2 separate regions of the Homo sapiens genome follow, and region 2 is linked to region 1. Evidence: chromatin contacts called from ENCODE Hi-C or POLR2A ChIA-PET data. All regions are on one chromosome and are shown on one strand. The core of a region is the stretch at or near the end of the contact, and the rest is flanking DNA. Distances in the headings are between cores, read along the strand shown. Region 1 holds the start of USP3-AS1 (USP3 antisense RNA 1). Region 2 overlaps RAB8B (RAB8B, member RAS oncogene family).

Region 1 (4,165 bases), core at 1,632-4,131:
GCCCGGAGCCCTTTGGCAGTCCCCAGAAGGGCTGGTGTGGGACAGGGTGCTGCTTGCCTGTCCACATGTTCTGCCTGGAACAAAATCCAGGGCCGCTGGGACTTCACCTATCATCTGTGCATGGCGCCCTGGTTCCTTCTGGGGGTAGGTTGGGCTGAGGGGGAACCTTCATCTCTCATTTCTTCCTCACATTAATCTGTCCATCCACTGCTACCCCCATCCCTTACCATAACCAAACAAAGCAGGTGCAGATGCTTGAATTAACAAGAACGAAGTCTAGTAATAAAAAGCAAATTTATTACCCAAAACTAGTAAAGGGGGAAGTAGCCAGATTGCTATTTAAAGTAACTGCTTCAATTTTTAGAGGGGAAAGCAATTTTTAGGGTTTTTAAAAGGGAAGACTTGATAAGGAAGGCATGCAAGAAATGGGCTGAGTATGATGTCTGTGTGTTTTGTTCTGGTGGCTATCTTGGGCTTCAGTCCACCTGGACCTCGGATTGACATTATTTTAACAATGGTCAGGTTGTTAATTAGCCATTTTGAAGTAATTTTTGGAGGTTTGCAGCTGGGTCTCCAGGCTTGGTCTGTCTCAAGATTAGCCACTGAAACTTCTAAGACATCACACAATTAAATAGTAGCATACAGTTAGATAAATGAAAAGGGAGCATATCTGGTGAGAAAGGGGAGGGACGTGGAGTCTATTTTAAGGCTAAGGAGAAAGGATTTTGAGTTTCCTCAAGGTTATATCTTGAAACTCAAGAGAATGGGAAAAAAGTTTAAAAGCATGTTGAAGTTAAGCTGCGGGCTGCATTGCTTCTCAGATACCTGCTACTCAGCTTCCCTCCTCATTCACTCTGCTCCAGCCACTCTGATCTCCTTGCACATGAGCCATGCCTGTAGTCCGCGGCCTCTGCACTGACTGTTCCTCTGCCAGGAGTATCTATGCCCCCTGCCTCACTTCATGCCTCAGATGTCATCTTCTCAGTGAGGCTTACATTGGTCAACCCTTTCTCAGAGGCTTCACCCCCCAATCTCTTGCCAGCAATCCCTAATAGCCCTTGTTACAGCCTGCACTTTTTTCCAAATACTTTCTACCATTTTTTTTTTTTTTTTTTTTTTTTTGAGACAAGAGTCTCTCTGTCGCCCAGGCTGGAGTGCAGTGGCACGATCTTGGCTCACTGCAAGCTCCGCCTCCCGGGTTCACGCCATTCTCCTGCCTCAGCCTCCTGAGTAGCTGGGACTACAGGTGCCCGCCACCACGCCCGGCTAATTTTTTGTATTTTTTTTTAGTACAGACGGGGGTTTCACCTTGTTAGCCAGGATGGTCTCGATCTCCTGACCTCGTGAATCGCCCATCTTGGCCTCCTAAAGTGCTGGGATTACAGGCATTGAGCCACCGCACCTGGCCCTTCTACCCTCTTATATACCAGTTACCTGTTGTCTCTTCCCCCACTAGAAGGTAAGCTTCATGAGAACAGAATTTGTCTTTTTCCTTGCCGTTTCCCTATTTGAGCAATGAATTAAGGAACCTGTGAGTAGGGATCAAGCTCCTCTTTCACACAGAAGAAACACCTGGCCTGGGAGGGGTAAAGGGCTTTGTCGCAGCTGGCGCTGGGTGGAGCCGGAGTGTGAACAGCGCCCATCACAGTGCTCCTCGCCTCTTCCACCCACCCAGAATTCTCCCCAGTGACCCAGGACCAGGCGGCTGCCGGGGGGCCGAGAGCCTTCACTAAATGTGACACATCAGTGACTACAGCCCTGAAATTCAAATTGGAAGCCTAGGCTTGTGCTCATGTCCAGCAAATCCAACAGGTGAAAAATCTAGCTTGTCAGCTTATAATGGTTCCATTATCAAAAGCTTAGCCAGGGCTGCTGGTTTTGTTTTTGTTTAGTTTGAGGCTTTTTTTTTCTTCCAAATCATTTCTTTTTCCCTTATGAGAACAGTAGAAAATATGGGTAACTATGCAGTTTATGTAAGCATTCAACAATTGGGAGCGAATTTTCTACAATCGCGAGTGCGGTCACTGCGGGAACGCATCCGCCCCAGGAAAGGTGGGCGGGCAGACGCGCGTGCGGGCAAAACCGCAAGGAGGAGCGGCTCGGTGGCTCCTTCTGCCCGTGCGCCCCTGCTTCCCCTCCTCCTGCTTCACCGAGATCACCACCGGGGCTCCTGGAGGTGGCGGTCCCCAGGACACTCCGGGAGCCGGCGGGGTCTCGCTGGGTCGCTCCGCCCGGAGGCTCCCCAGACCCCTGCGCGCGGCAGCCCTGGCCCCCGTCACCCCCGAGCGCAAGTCGGCGAACTCCGAGTGGTCAGGTCCTCCCCACCGAGGTGATTTCGGTCCAACGGCGATCGGAGTCCCCGAGGACGGTGCAGGCGCCTCCCGCCTCCGTGGGGAGCGCACAGCAGAAAGCCTGGGGCGGAAGCAAGAGGGGAAAGGCGGTGGTGTTGAGTGAGAACCAGCCGAGTGTTTTCCAAATATCCATTTAATCTTGCGTTTATCCTATGTATAAAATCGTAACGTGAGGTAGGCTTTCTTATCCCCACTGTGCAGACGGGGAAAATGAGGCTCAGAATATGCGGTGGTGGTCTGAAGGTGGAAGAGCTGGGTTCGAAGCCAGGACGGTCTGGGGCTGCGCTCCTTCCCCGGGGGCAGCGGCGGGGCGGCGTCTAGCGCTGCAGCAGCTTGCCGAGGGCCGCGGCGGGCGCGCGCGGGCGCGGGGGCTGGTCGGGCAGCATGGCGGCGCTGTGCTCTGCCCGCAGGGCCAGGCGCGGGCACGCGGCGCGCAGGCGGCGCAGGCCGGCCGCGCTCACGTTGCGGCAGAAGTCCACGTGCAATGTCTGCAGCGCGCGCCCGTCCGCCGCCACGGCAGCCAACGTGCGGTTGGTGACGCGCGCGCAGTTCTCCAGGCGCAGTGCGCGCAGGCGTGGGCAGCAGCGCAGCAGGCGCGCCAGGCAGTCGTCGGTAACGTGGCCGCAGCCCGAGAGCGTGACGGACGCCAGGTTGGGGCACCTGTGAGGAGAGTGCGGTGACCCGGGGCTCACTGGCTTGTTAAAGCTACCCAACCGCCCCATGGGACCGAGTGGACTCATTTACCGAGGAGGACTCGGGCCCTGCGAGGTGAAGACACTTGGCTGCGATGACACTGCAGGGTTCCAAGTCGGCTTTCTGGCCGGCCCATTTTCCCTCCTCTTTCTGCCCCTGCACCCCACCGTACCTTCATCTGCGTGGGTTCTTGGCTCGTAGCCTTGGGAGCCCCTAGTGGGAAGCCCCGACCCCGGCCCAGCAGAGTCCTGGGGCGGCTGTGGACAGAGGGAATGCCGGTTCCAGGAGCCACAACCCTTGACTCTTTGTTTCGCTCTGGATGTGCTGCCTTGCAGGGGAGCGGTGCTTGGCGATTGCTCCAGTCTAGCTTCAAGCTGAGGCCCCTGAATGTCCCGGCGGGACGTGAGTGGGAAGAGGGATTTGTTTCCTTGGAGGTGGCCTAGTGACAGGCCCATCCCAACCCTCAAGGCGGTGGGGGCACGCGTTAGCATTGAGTCCGGGTTCAGCTTAGTAGACTAGAGCTGTTCCTGCATCCCCTGGGCCACCAGCCTGGAAAAGGGTAGGGTTCGGAGGCAGCTAGAGGCAAGCCCTGAGCAGGTACAGTCACGGACACCCACCCAGGTCGCTTGGCCAGAAAGCTTGGGGGACCCTCTGCTGCAGCCTCACCAGCCCCTCCCAGCAAAGAAAAGATCTTGAGCCAAGTTAGACTTGGTTTATCGCCGTGTCAGTCACTCACGGAGCCTTCATTTCCTCTGCGTGGGGGGAATAATGTCTACCACTGGGGTTGTGAGGAGCCTGCAACGGGGCCTTCCACAGGCAGTCCTAACCCGCTTTCCCTGGAAACAAACGGGACCAGCCTGCTTCCAGTCCAGAAGGACCGACTAATGGGCCGGGGCCTTGGCTCCCCGCAGCCAGAGGGAGCTAGAGTCTGGGCTGGGGAAGCGTTTCCCTTTCCCTGCCAGCCTCCCCCGCAGCTCCGTGACTGCCCCTGGCTGTGCCAGCTCGGCTCCTTTGTGCCAGGGGAGGGAAGTAAGGAACTTAAATATGTTGGGTGCAGCCAGGTGTCACACCGAGCCCGGGCCTCCTTCAGGTTTGTGTGCCCTCATTAGTCACCCCGTCAA
Region 2 (4,028 bases), core at 217-2,716, 370 kb after region 1:
TCGTTCCCACTGAATTTCTTTTAAAAGACTAATTTGGCTGCAGTCATGAGAACCTTGAAAAAAAATTCAGACTTCTGGGTCATTCAGCCTTTCAATGAATCATAACAATGCAAGATTTCAATGCTGGGTTTACTCACAGCACTGCACATTTTTCTACAAAGGTTATCTATCCCCTTTGACCCACTTTAAGAAGCAGAAGTTAAATACTGTGCTTTTACAGTTAAAAAGGAAAAAAAAACAGGACTTTGTTTCAAAAGTACATTTGGAAACACGTGATCCCAGGCTATCTGAATATGGGTTATGTGGTTTGTATATTTACATTTCAGAGATCTTCCAGAAATAGAAAAATAGTTTCCCAAATATTGAAGTCTACTTTAAAGAAATGCTACATTCACCTCCTTAAGATTTTGATTAACAATAAAGATACAGTTCTTGCCAGTTTTGAAACTTTCTTTGACAATCAAATTTTGCTTATGCTTTTTTTGGTTTGAATTTAGATTAATGAAATTTTAGAGTAGCTGATTTTAGGATAATTAGTTGAAATCTCTAATTAGAAAAATGGACTACTGAAATAAAAAATGAGTCATAAACTGAAGCTTTAAAATATTTTTTTCTCAAAATAAAGGACTTGGAGAAAATGTAAAGGTAGAAATAAATCAAGAATGTTACTTAGATTGAGACTGGGAACAGTGGCTAATGCCTGTAATCCCAGCATTTAGGGAGGCTGAGGTGGGAGGATCACTTGAGGCCAGGAGTTGGAGACCAGCCTGGGCAACATGATGAGACCCCACCTCTAAAAAAAAAAAAATTAAAAATTAGCTGGATGTGGTGGCACGTGCCTGTGGTCCTAGCTACCTGGGAGGCTGAAGTGAGCGGATAGCTTGAGGCCAGGAGTTAAAGGCTGCAGTGAGCTATGATCATTGCGCCACCACTCCCCAGCCCTGGCATGCCATGAGACTATTCTCAACAAAAAAGAAAAAAAAAAAGAATGCTACTTAGATTGAAAAAAAAGAGGTCAAGGCATTGTTCTTTCATAAATATACGTCGCATAAGTTATAAAGCTATTTTCACCAAGTATAAGTTATTTTGCTGGATATATTTATAACTATTTAAATTTTTGTTTATTTATATTAAAATTGTTTTCTTGTTTGAAAATTAGGAAGTCTAAAGTTTAGGAGGAAAAACACAATAAAAGTAAGTTTAGAAAACATTTAACAACAGTGTGAAATGATCACTGGCAGCCAAATACGTTTATTTTAGCTTTGTTCAACCCAACAGAGGAAAACGGGGCATTTTTTAAGGGGGACAAATGGTCAGCAAATATAACTTGCCCTTAAAAAAAAACCTGATAAACTAAGAAGATGGACTAGAATTTTCTGACGTGTTTGGTTCTTCCATCCTATGAATAGGAAGTGGCAAATTAAATGGCATTTATATATGTCAACAGTGACACACATTACCACTTCCTGCTAAAAAAGCTGAACGGCTTTACACTGTTTCAGAATTTTCTATTTGTTACTAAATTAAATTCAATTCTTGGCATTCTTCATATGACAGCTGTACCCATAAGATCTAATCATACCAACAAAATATAACAAACTCATAAACTAATTTCAGAAATTAGGAAGAATTTACTAATTTCTCTTTGAGCCATAAACATGCATTATAGATATACAAATAGTACAATTAAGAATAGTTTTAAACAATGTCTCTATTTGAGTCTCGAAGGGCTTTAATTTGTAAGGTTAAAATATAATGATCTAATTAACCCTTAATATATCTCTGGGAAATAAATGAGCAAAATAAATAACTATATATCAAATGATAACTACTAAAATATAACTATGTGTTGAATCATAAATAAAAGGTTTCTAAATGCTAGAACTACCAAAAGTCAAGAAAGACAAAAATAGCAAATAAAGTGTAATAATACAGCTACAACTCAGGTAAAGTATGCAGAAACAATTAGGAAACACTGAGAATTTTAAATCTGATTAAGGAGCCAGCAGAGATTATCCAGCATTCAGCTCACCATTTAAGCCAGGCCAAAAGACTTCATGACAAGTCTCTTTTGCAAATCTTGCACTTTGAAAAGGAAATGTGTTTCAAGTGTTACTCAATCTAGAAGTAGCAATAAGCTCGAAGATGTCAAAATGTGGATTTTAGAGATTCTCAGTGAACAGATGTTGTACCTTCAATAAAGTCTCTTTTCATAAAGGGGCTAACTGGTGAACTAACCTTTCTTAAAGAATGAAAGTTCAGAATGCCTCTGAGCTTCCATTTCTTTCCCCACTATTAATTCATCATTATCTCAAGAACCAAACTGCTCCAAAACAAAACCAGTTGCGTCTCTCTTGCTGCATCCATTGTTTCTGATAAAGTGTACCTTTGTAGCAGGAAAACCCCTCGAGTATGAACCTCTATTATTTCCTAAACCTAGAATTTCCTTGTTTGAATTCTGACAACTGAGTCAGATCTGTTTCATTTAAGGGTGAGGTGAATACTCTGAAGACATTCAAAAACTGAAGTTAAAAAAAAAAACAAAAAACACGCAAATCCCTGATTTTAGGTACTAAGGCGCTATTGCTATGGGAAGACCATATTGCCAAATCACTGGAATTATCACTGGAAAAAATTACAACTACATTCCAATGATGTTGCACCAAAAATGCAGTGAAACTGATTATTTGGCTCTTTCCAAGTATTGACCATGTATCGTATTTTCCATTCATTTAGAGGTAAATGAAAGCTAAAAAAATAAACTAATAGAACTAAGTAATAACACTACATAGTACAACTAACTAAAAACAAATGATATCTCTTTTCCCTTTTAGAATGAATTCTTAAAAAGAAAAAATTAAAAAGAATGCTATCCATGTAATGTATCAGATAATAACCAGGGTTAAAACAAACTTTAGCTGTATACATATTTTTACTTTCCAGGAAAATTCCCAAGTCACTTTGTTCAGAAATATTTCAGCTTATATTGGTATGAACTGTAAAATTTGGTAATTTTCCCACCCAATTAATACAAATAAACATTTTAGTAGAGAGGGGAGGAGGAAGGGTCTTTACCAAATTACTAGAGGCAGTAGAGAAAAACCTAAAGTCATACTCTCCCAGCCTGGGCAACATAGTGAGAGCCCATCTCTACAAATTAAATTAAATTAAATTAAAAATTAGCTGGGCATGGTGGCACATGCCTGTAGTCCTAGCTACTCGGGAGACAGAGGCAGGAGGATCATTTGAGCCTAGGAGTTCAAGGCTACAGTGAGCTATGATTGTGCCACTGCACTCCCACCTGGGAAACAGAGCAAGGCCCTGTCTCTAAAATAATAATAATAATAAGTAGTAAAATCATACTCTCTCCTGCAGGCCTGCCTCTGCCTTCTCTCATCCTCTTATCCCACTGACTTTTCTCTAAATAAAAAGTGATAACAGGCCGGGCGTGGTGGCTCACGCCTGTAATCCCAGCATTTTGGGAAGTCCAGGCGGGCGGATCACCTGAGGTCAGGAGTTCGAAAACAGCTTGGCCAACGTGGCGAAACCGTGTCTCTACTAAAAATACAAAAATTAGCCAGGTGTGGTGGTGGGCGCCTGTAATCCCAGCTACCAGGGAGGCTGAGGCAGGAGAATTCCTCGAACCCGGGAGGCGGAGGTTGCAGTGAGCCGAGATCAAGCCACTGCACTCCAGCCTGGGCGACAAGAGCAAGACTCTGTCTCAGCAACAACAACAACAAAAGTGGTAAGAGATTATAAAATAAACAAACATAACTGCAAACTTCCAGCGTTCTGAATCTAGTTAACAAGAGCCTTTTCTTGATCAAAACCAACATCAATGCCACAAAAGTGTATGAAAATTAAGCAGCACTTACAGCTCACTGTAGCCAGTGTGATGGAAGGATAATTATAATAAGCTATTGCTGATGAGTAAAGTTACAACCAACAGAGTAATGCAGGTAAGAGGATGAGTAAAAAAAAAATCAACATTTTGGCACAAATGGCATATTTTTCCCAATCAATAATGA

Evidence for each region. Hi-C counts contacts between places; a loop is a spot of excess contacts on that map. ChIA-PET counts read pairs that join two places held with the same protein, here RNA polymerase II (POLR2A). Pooled maps may share reads with other maps.
Region 2: a loop to region 1 is called in a pooled map, with 2.8 times the contacts of the local background. The contact joins the enhancer-like site here to the promoter of USP3-AS1 in region 1. A Hi-C loop is called at or near these places in 1 of 50 pooled maps. POLR2A ChIA-PET finds 5 or more read pairs at or near these places in 2 of 52 experiments (Panc1 and naive thymus-derived CD4-positive, alpha-beta T cell).

What each region holds. Positions count from the first base shown.
Region 1 is chr15:63,599,543-63,603,707 of GRCh38, reverse strand. It overlaps USP3-AS1 (USP3 antisense RNA 1), which reads left to right and starts at 2,881. Exons shown (of 3, transcript NR_034080.1): 1 at 2,881-3,119. It overlaps FBXL22 (F-box and leucine rich repeat protein 22), which reads right to left. Exons shown (of 2, transcript NM_001367807.1): 2 at 2,467-3,011. The coding sequence ends at 2,669. RefSeq lists silencers at 2,140-2,269, 2,690-2,979 and enhancers at 1,967-2,784, 3,047-3,764.
Region 2 is chr15:63,230,014-63,234,041 of GRCh38, reverse strand. All of the region lies in intron 1 of RAB8B (RAB8B, member RAS oncogene family), which reads right to left. Among named protein-coding and RNA genes, the nearest start is that of RAB8B, 42 kb to the right of the region's middle. Within about 2 kb of position 1,466, at least 6 of the 41 ENCODE cell types and tissues checked have a DNase peak (open chromatin) inside an H3K27ac peak, as active enhancers do.